2 separate regions of the Homo sapiens genome follow, and region 1 is linked to region 2. Evidence: read pairs that join two places in POLR2A ChIA-PET (ENCODE). Cell type or tissue: PC-9. All regions are shown on one strand. Each heading gives the region's core, and the rest is flanking DNA. Links, peaks and the distances in the headings are about the cores only. Region 1 has its middle 130 kb from the start of LINC00581. Region 2 overlaps CDKAL1 (CDKAL1 threonylcarbamoyladenosine tRNA methylthiotransferase).

Region 1 (4,399 bases), core at 328-4,327, 410 kb after region 2:
AGTCTCTATGGAAAAAAAAAAAAAAAAAAAAAAAAGCTGGGTGTGGTGGTGCATGCCTGTTGTCCCAGTTACTCAGGAGGCTGAGGTGGGAGTATCACTCGAGCCCACAAGGCGGAGGCTACAATGAGCTGAGATTGTGCCACTGCACGAATAGAAAAGAATACAGTAGATTGGTTTAAATGGATCCCTCTCGTCTTAATCAGATCATAGCTGTGTGGGAAAGAAATTAAGCTATTAATAACTCAAGAATTTGGACAAGACTTACCTAGAGGGGAGTGACTGACAAACAAGACATTTTGCTTTTGCTTTTAGTCATAAATAATGCAGATTTCTGTGTGTTACTATGAGACTCTCACACCTCCCTCTAAGCATAAAGCTGACCGTAAACAACCTGTGGGAAGCCGCTTGTGGTTTCAGTGGATACCCACACTCTTCTATCCGTGATTTTAAAATACAAAGATGTATTAGTTTGCTAAGGCTGCTGTCATAAAATACCACAAACTGTGTGGCTTCAACAACAGAAATGTATTGTCTCACAGTTCTGGAGGCTGGAAGTCTGAGATCAAAGCGTTATGGGATCTGTTCCTTTCGGGGCCGGTGAGGGCGAATGCGTTCCAGGCTTCTCCCCTGGCTTCCGGTGGTTTGCTGCCCATCGTTGTTGTTCCTTGGCTGGTAGAGGCATCACCCGGATCCCTGCCTTCATCCTCACAAAATGATCTCCCTGTGTGCCTGAGACCGTATTCAAATTTCCCCTTTGTATAAGGACAGCAGTCAGATTGTAGTAGTGCCCTCCCTAATGACCTCATTCTAACTTGATTACCTCCACACCAACTCTGTCTCTAAATACAGTCACAATTAGGGTGGGAGACACAATTCAAACCATAACAAAAGAGTTGGCCTCTTGATTTAGGAGCTGATGAGCTAGTTTATAGATTGTATAGGCTCTTGATTTCTCCTTTGCCCTTTTTTTTTTTTTTTTTTTTTTTTTTTTTTTTTTTGCTGCCTAGTTTTGTGTAAGAAAAGTTAGATAAAGAAAAGGGGAAAGATGAAGTTGAAGCCGTGGTCTCTCACACTGTTGCACTGAGCTTTGGTATCAGGCCGGGGGTCAAAATGCGGCTTTTAGTTCGTGGTGTGTGCAGATGGCCTCTTGTCACAGTCGTAGATACACAGTGGTGGCTGCATTAAGTCTAGAATGCCAGACCTAATTACAAATGACAGTGATGAAGTCAGGATTGTAATCCAATTTAAAATGGGGACCCACAATATACAATATATCCCAGCGATGCTCACTGCTGTGCGATTCAATCATTTGACAGCTTCATCCAGTGTGCGGCCACGGCTGGTATTGCTTTAGGCTGTAAGGGTGTGAAGAAGGAGACCTCAGGGGACCCCCGACTCCATGGGGCAAAGCTGGGGCATCCCTACCCGGAGGCGCAGGGCCCAGGACAGTGCTGACGTACTGTCTGTGTCTGTGCTTGCTATAGATTGTGGCGCGTTGAGCACATGGGGACAGAGCTGACTGGCTTCCTATTAACCAACATTTTTACTCACGGGTCAGAAGGTGATGCGGCTCTTATAGAAACTCACCCCACACATCCCCACACCATTTTTTCTTCTCACCCATTCTCAAGACCTCACCCATGTGAGACATGTCTACTTTTCTCCATCTTCCCATCTCAGTAACTTATTTTAAGATAAATCATTTTAACAGCTTTCTCCTAGGGAAATTATTCTGAAATTTCGAGCAACAGCGTTTTTCCAGAACATTCTAAGACTCAGCAGTAACTTTTTAAGGGGGAAGACGTTTTAAAAAGAAATTTCATTTTACTAACTGCCACACTGCATAGCTTTTCTAGGGCTGTGGTTAGATTTACGGGAGAGAGGCACCAGAGTGGATTACAACACAGGACTGACCTTTTACCACCCGGCTGAAGCTCGAAAAACAAAACCAAATCCCATCTTACTAACCATACCTGCGTCTTTTCTGGGAAATACCCCAGAATACAAGTTTGTTTGTTTTTTAAGATGGTTTTCCTTCCCTGAGAGAACAATCCTGAAACTTAAGTCAATAAAGTTCTCATGCTACATAAGCATTTTGCCTCCTCGGGTCAGACTTGAGGCCTTTTCCCCCCTTTCTTCTCGAACATACATCAAGTGCCTTAGATCACGGTGCATCCTAGGCAGGTTATGCCATTTTAATCTCATAAATATGAAAATAAAAGACATAATCAGAGCAAAAACAGGACTTTTTATTTTTAAACCAAAGGAAGCCAAAATAGCAACAGAGAAGAAAGGAAATTAATTAGGACCGTCTCTGGGGCCAAGGTGCATTTGCCCTAGTTCTTTTTTTACTTTTCCCACTGTTTTTCTTCCTCCCCATTCCACAGCACTCAGCATCTTCTATCTTGTCTCCCTTGGTGTAGCTCTAGTGTTCTAATTCTATCCCATCTTCTTCTACTGAAATAATGAACTTTTTAAAGAGAAAATTAAGTGAATGTCTTTGTAGCAATGAACCTCCCCCTCTCGAGAATAAAAGGGAGCTTTGGAGATAAGGCAATGCTTAACCCAGTGAACGAATTGCTTACTGATGGGGTCAGGTCAGGTGGGGCCAGGGTGGCAGAGCTGACTCTGCCTACTGATATCGGCCATGTTAAGAATAATAGCTAATATATACTCAACATCTATTACCTGGCTTATATGTTAGCTTGTTTCTATTTTATAACAGCCCTGAAATGTAAAATGGTTTTATTTTATTTATTTATTTTTTTCCTTTTCTTTTTTTGAGACGGAGTCTCGCCCTGTCGCCCAGGCTGGAGTGCAGTGGCGCGACCTCGGCTCACTGCAAGCTCCGCCTCCAGGGTTCAAGCCATTCTCCTGCCTCAGCCTCCCGAGTAGCTGGGACTACAGGCGCCCGCCACCACGCCTGGTTAATTTCTTTGTATTTCTAGTAGAGACGGGGTTTCACCGTGTTAGCCAGGATGCTCTCGATCTCCTGACTTCGTGATCCGCCCGCCTCGGCCTCCCAAAGTGCTGGGATTACAGGCTTGAGCCACCTCGCCCGGCCAAAATGGTTTTATTTTACAAGAGAGGAACTGGAGGGTAAAACGGAATTAATTTCGTTGGCAACCTTGTTAGAGTTGGAAAGAGAACCCAGGTCTTTTTGACCCAAACATTCATCATCACCCTATAGCTAGTAATGATGGGAAGAGAACCAAGAGAACAGGGAGGCAGAGATCACTTAGTGCACTTGAAACAGAGTTATTTAAGATTCAGAATGTGGACGTGTCAGGGAAAGTCATTATGTTCCAGTGTTTCTCATTCTCCTTTAGCCATGGGTCAGGGTGAATTTAGACATGGCTACAGACGAGGCCTGGGAAAAGGTGAAAACCTCAAATGTATCCGTGCAATGGAATATTATTCAGCCTTCAAAAAGAAGATCGTGCCATATGTAATAATGAGTGAATCTGGAGGGTATTATGCTCAGTGAAATAAGCCAGTTACAGAAAGATAAACACTATGGCCAGGTGCGTTGGCTCATGCCTGTAATCCCAGCACTTTGGGAGGCCAAGGCGAGTGGATCCCAAGGTCAGGAGTTCAAGGCCAGCCTGACCAACATGGTGAAGCCCCATCTCTAATAAAAATACAAAAATTAGCTGGGTGTGGTGGTGTGTGCCTGTAATCCCAGTTACTCAGGAGGCTGAGGCAGGAGAATTGCTTGAACCCGGGAGGCGGAGGTTGCAGTGAGCCAAGATCACACCACTGCACTCCAGCCTGGGCAACAGAGTGAGACTCTGTCTTAAAAAAAAAAGAAAGAAAAGAAAAGAAAAAAGGAAGATAAACACTGCATATTCCACCTCTAGGAGGTACCTAAAATAGCCACACTCACAGAAGCAGAGAGTAGAATGGGGGTTGCCAGAGCCTGGGAGGAAGATTGAGATAGGGAGTTGTGAACCAATGGGTATAAAGTTTCAGTTACGCAAAATTAGTAAGTTCTGGAGGTCTACAGTACAACATAGCACCTATAGTTAACAATCCTGTATCGTACACTTGAAAATCTTTTAAGAGAGTAGATCTCATCTTAAGTATTCTTACCACAATAAAATAATAACACAAAACAAACCCTCAAATGTGCATGAATATTCCCCAGCAATGAGATGGGGTTTAGGAGGCAGGCAGTGGTGGAGAAAGCCAATGATTAGTTAGAGCCGGAGTGAGAGATTAGTGGGCAGAGTGTCAGAGAAGGACACAGGGCATGGAGGGGATTGGAGAGAGAAAGTAGCCAGAGGGATCTAGGGTTCCACGCAGGGAGAAAACAAGGGCAGTAATGAAGTAACTTGTCTTCTTGTGACTCTCAGCCTCTCCCTCTTGCTGGTTGCCTCCCGCTGACAGCATGAAAGAT
Region 2 (4,399 bases), core at 334-4,333:
TTACAGACTAAAATGTATACTTCTTTAGATACTTCTGGCTTTGGATACCACACAAGAAATAATATGGCATAGATAGACTGAATCTTGCCTATGATGGTTAATTGCTTCTTTCTGTTTTTTGTTTTGTTTTGTTTTGTTTTTTGAGACCAAGTCTCGCTCTGTCACCCAGGCTGAGTGCAATGGCATGATCTCAGCTCACTGCAACCTCTGCCTCCCAGATTCAAATGTTTCTCCTGCCTCAGCCTCCCGAGTAGCTGGGACTACAGGCACGTGCCACCACACCCGGCTAATTTTTGCATTTTTAGTAGAGACGGGGTTTCACTTTGTTGGCCAGGCTGGTCTCTAACTCCTGACCTCGTGATCTGCCTGCCTTGGCCTCCCAAAGTGCTGGGATTACAGGCATGAGCCCACCATGCACGGCCTCTCTCCCTGTTAAAAACTGATACTTTTATTAAGAACCAAATCAAATATTATGTTGTTATTTCTATTCTGATAGATAATTGAGTTCCACAATTACTGTCTTTCATGATGTCAAAGCTGCTGTTGGTCTAGATTCACTAAAGAAGCTTTGTTTTCTTGATAGATGATGTCCCCTTCACTATGCCGTGTCACACCATCAGCATAGTCTTCCAAAAGCTGTGCACATCAGGTGATTGGACATTTGTTGATCGGAAAGATATTTGCTTTTGATGCTGCATTGCTAAATTAAAAAGATAATCAAACTTAAAATTAATAGATATAAACTCTAGAATTTGCAACAGATCACTAGAAAAATATTGATATTTCAGGGATAATCAATTTCAAAACTTAAAGAGTCATTTTGAAATCTGCAGTACATTGTGTTACTGTCATAGAAGTAACAGATTTTAGAATATAACAATTTTATTACTAACATATTTGTTATAGCTTTATTATTTTATTCTAGTATCCTTCAAATCAAATGGGTCATTATTGTATTGAAGTGTTTACAGAAGTAGAAGATTTAAATCTGAATCAGTTTTATCATTAATCTGGCAAATTAGTTGAATCGTGATCATTCCATTCACATGTAAGTCATCTGAAAAGGGAGCACCATTTTGAAGAGTTTAAGCTGAATGATGTAGATTTTAAATTTTCCACTTGCTCTCTAATTCCAGGCCTTCCAAAATATTTTTAAACTCATTTTACTTGATGTGACCTTGAATTAAAAAAAATAACGTGAAAAAACTGTTGTTCCATTTTATTATCTGATATTTGGTGTGAAATAATCATCTCAACACTTGCTTTGACAGTGGCATATCATTTCTATAATCCTAAGTCAGAGAGGCCTGAGACACCAAGGGCTTCTGTTTCTGTAGTGAGCCTAGAGACTCACTTGAATTGAGTCCTCCATTCAACACCTGAGAAAGAAACATTCTTTTGGATAGAATGGCCTTCCTCACTTGCAAGTGTTTTTCATGCTGTAAATAATACAGTGTAAAGTGAAATTTACAGAAAATCATATCACAAGATCTCTCTATTGCCAAAAATGGATTGTTCTGCATACTCTTCTTGTTCCACACTGGTGGCCCTGTAGAAGGACTGGAGATCATTTTGGTGGCCAAGTTCATGAGGCCTCAGACACAGCCCACTGGCAGTCACTCTTATCACCCAGGCTTGAGACACTCTTAGCTCTTCCTTAGCCTTTAGTTAAGTTTCTCAAGGCACCAGCTATTCTTCTTTTAGACACTCAGTTTTATCCGTGGAAGCCTATCAGTTTCTTTTTATGTTTCAACTTCCCAAGTCCTTCAGATTTTTTGAAGAAAGTTTGAAACAGAAAGCAGGATAAACAACTTATTTTCATTTCTCTTTTGCTCTTCCACCAGCCTAGCCCACGTTCCTAAGGGAATGAACAGCCCATCTCTGTTAATTCCCTCAGTTTCAGGCACATTTCCTGTTTGGAACGTGGGTCATCAGTGAATTAATCCATAGCCCTTGGAATTATGAAGCTTATGGACCTCCCTTCTCTTAGGAAAGCATGCTTGATTTTAGAACTCAGAGACCGTGAAAGGAGAACTGAGCATTGTTGATTGTTTGCTGTCAGGGCCAGTCTTTGACATGGGCCTGGATGTTCTGCTGATTTTTGTGGAGCACTGGACAGATTTTCACATTTCTATGGGTTTTGATGTTTTCACATATCAACTGGGCATATTAGCAGTTACCCTATACAAAGAATATTAGATAACATATCACTAGTGCTTTCTGGGATGCTATATAAATTGAAGACTTTAGGCCGAGGCAGGAGAATTGCTTGAACCCGGGAGGCAGAGGTTGCAGTGAGCCGAGATCGCGTCATTACTCTCCAGCCTGGGCAATAAGAGCGAAACTCCGTCTCAAAAAAAAAAAAAAGACTTTAAATAATGGAGTATCATTATTTAGCTTATAATAGAGTAACATTGGTAGAACAATGAATTGATATATGTAGAATGCTTAGAATAGTGTCTGGCACATAAAAGGTGCTCAAGAGTTATCAGCTATAATTATTATCATTGTTACTATACTGAGATTTTGGAATTTTACCTTAAAAACAATGTATCACATATGTAAATATAAAGGTATCTTTTCTATATAAAGGTATCTTTTGGGTCACATATTCCTAATGTTTATTTTCTCATGATTGATAGGGTAAGCCAAAGTCAAAAGTACCTGTGGGGAAGGAGAAAGCTAGCCAGTGAGCGGGGAGTGAAGTAGGACCCATGGGGAAATGTGAGACTTTCCAAAGGCTGTGGAGGGAAAGGTGGCTCTCAGTGCCAGTCACTGTGAACAGCAGTAGAGGCATGCCAGTGTTCACTGGGGTCTCTGCTTCAGCTGCTGCCATCCTGCCAGGTGATCCAACATAGGATCATAAGCAACATGGGTCATCTTTTGTTTGTTTGTTTGAGACAGGGCCTTGCTCTGTCACCCAGGCTGGGGTGCAGTGGTGTGATCTCGGCCCACTGCAACCTCTGCCTCTCGGGTTCAAGTGATCCTCCCACCTCAGCCTCCCAAGTAGCTGGGACTACAGGCATGCACCACCATGCCCAGCTAATTTTTGTATTTTTAGGAAAGTCATGGTCTCCCTATGATGCCCAGGCTAGTCTCGAACTCCTGGGCTCAAGTGATCTGCTCACCTCAGCCTCCCAAAGTGCTGGGATTATAGGCGTGAGCCACCCTGCCTGGCCTGGGTCATCATTTCTGACTAGCAATGACTATAAACAATTTTTAAGAAATTATTGTTGTAGACGATATATAACTGTGAAGTATTATATAGAAAACGCTTACATTAGGGAAAACGTGAAGAGGATAAAACAAAGAGGCCCCAAAATATGGTGGCTTATAGAAGTTTACTTCTCTCTTTCACAGTCCACAGATGGGTGGTCCAAGATTCTCTAGAGGATTTGCTGTCTTCAGTGTGTGCCTTCCCTCTCTAGGTCTAAGATGGCTCTTCTTTGTCCTGCCGTCATGTTAGCATCCCAGGCTGCAGAAGCAGAAAAGACAATGGAAAGACATGGCATGCATTTCTTCTACTGGCCTGACCCAAAAGTAGCAGATCTCTTCTAGTCATATTAAATCCAAGCTTTTGGCTTTGCCCAAACTTTGTTATTTGACCATATGAGCAATTAATCTCCAGCTTGGTGGTCAGAGGTGTAGTTAAAATTTGGGAATTTTATTACTGAAGAAGAGAGAAGGGATATTAGGGCAACCAGCAATCTTTGCCACAACTTCACATTGGATAGGGAAAATGAAAAGAACATTGTGTTTCTTTTGTCTTGTGATAGTGATTAATATCTAGCTATTCTTTATTCTCAGGCTCACTTTAATATTTGAGAAATCAGAGTTATGCTCTACAAATAATATATAACATTGATATCGTAAGGTTTCTATTTTTCTGGATTTTGTTTTCTCCTTGAAAGGCTGTTATCGAGTTGATGGTGTGGTTTACCATCAGTTGCATCTTAGAAATAAAATATTTGGGCCAGGTGCAGTGACTCGTGCTTGTAATCCCAGCACTTTGGGAGTCCGAGGCTGACAGATTGCTTGAGCTCAGGAGTTCGAAACCAGACTGGGCAACATAGCAAGACCCAGTCTCTGCAAAAAAAAAAAAAATTAGCTGGGCATGGTTGTATGCTCCTGTAGTACCCCCTACTCAGGAGGCTGAGGTGAAAGAATCACTTGAGCCCAGGAGGCAGAGGTTGCAGTCAACTGAGATCTCAACACTGCACTCCAGCCTGGGTGACAGAGGCAGACCCTATCTCAAAAAAAAAAAAAAAAAAAAAAAGGAAAGAAACAAATAAGATATTTGGACCATGACTCCAAAACAAGAAGACTGTTTTTAGCAATGCTTTAATATAGATATTTATCTTATGTCCCTGTATCTACCTCAGAAGTTCCATTTGTTTGT

What was found. Peaks named below come from ENCODE experiments on the same cell type or tissue, not always from the same donor. Only the 100,000 strongest peaks of a DNase experiment are listed, where the experiment ranks them.
Region 1: POLR2A ChIA-PET joins it to region 2 with 6 read pairs; 2 of 35 experiments call an interaction of 5 or more read pairs at or near these places.

What each region holds. Positions count from the first base shown.
Region 1 is chr6:21,382,474-21,386,872 of GRCh38, forward strand. No RefSeq gene overlaps it. Among named protein-coding and RNA genes, the nearest start is that of LINC00581, 130 kb to the right of the region's middle. In PC-9, for the core only: no CTCF peak of the experiment used is centred there; a DNase peak (open chromatin) is centred at 1,978; H3K27ac peaks cover 1,594 bases.
Region 2 is chr6:20,970,726-20,975,124 of GRCh38, forward strand. All of the region lies in intron 10 of CDKAL1 (CDKAL1 threonylcarbamoyladenosine tRNA methylthiotransferase), which reads left to right. Among named protein-coding and RNA genes, the nearest start is that of CDKAL1, 440 kb to the left of the region's middle. In PC-9, for the core only: no CTCF peak of the experiment used is centred there; no DNase peak of the experiment used is centred there.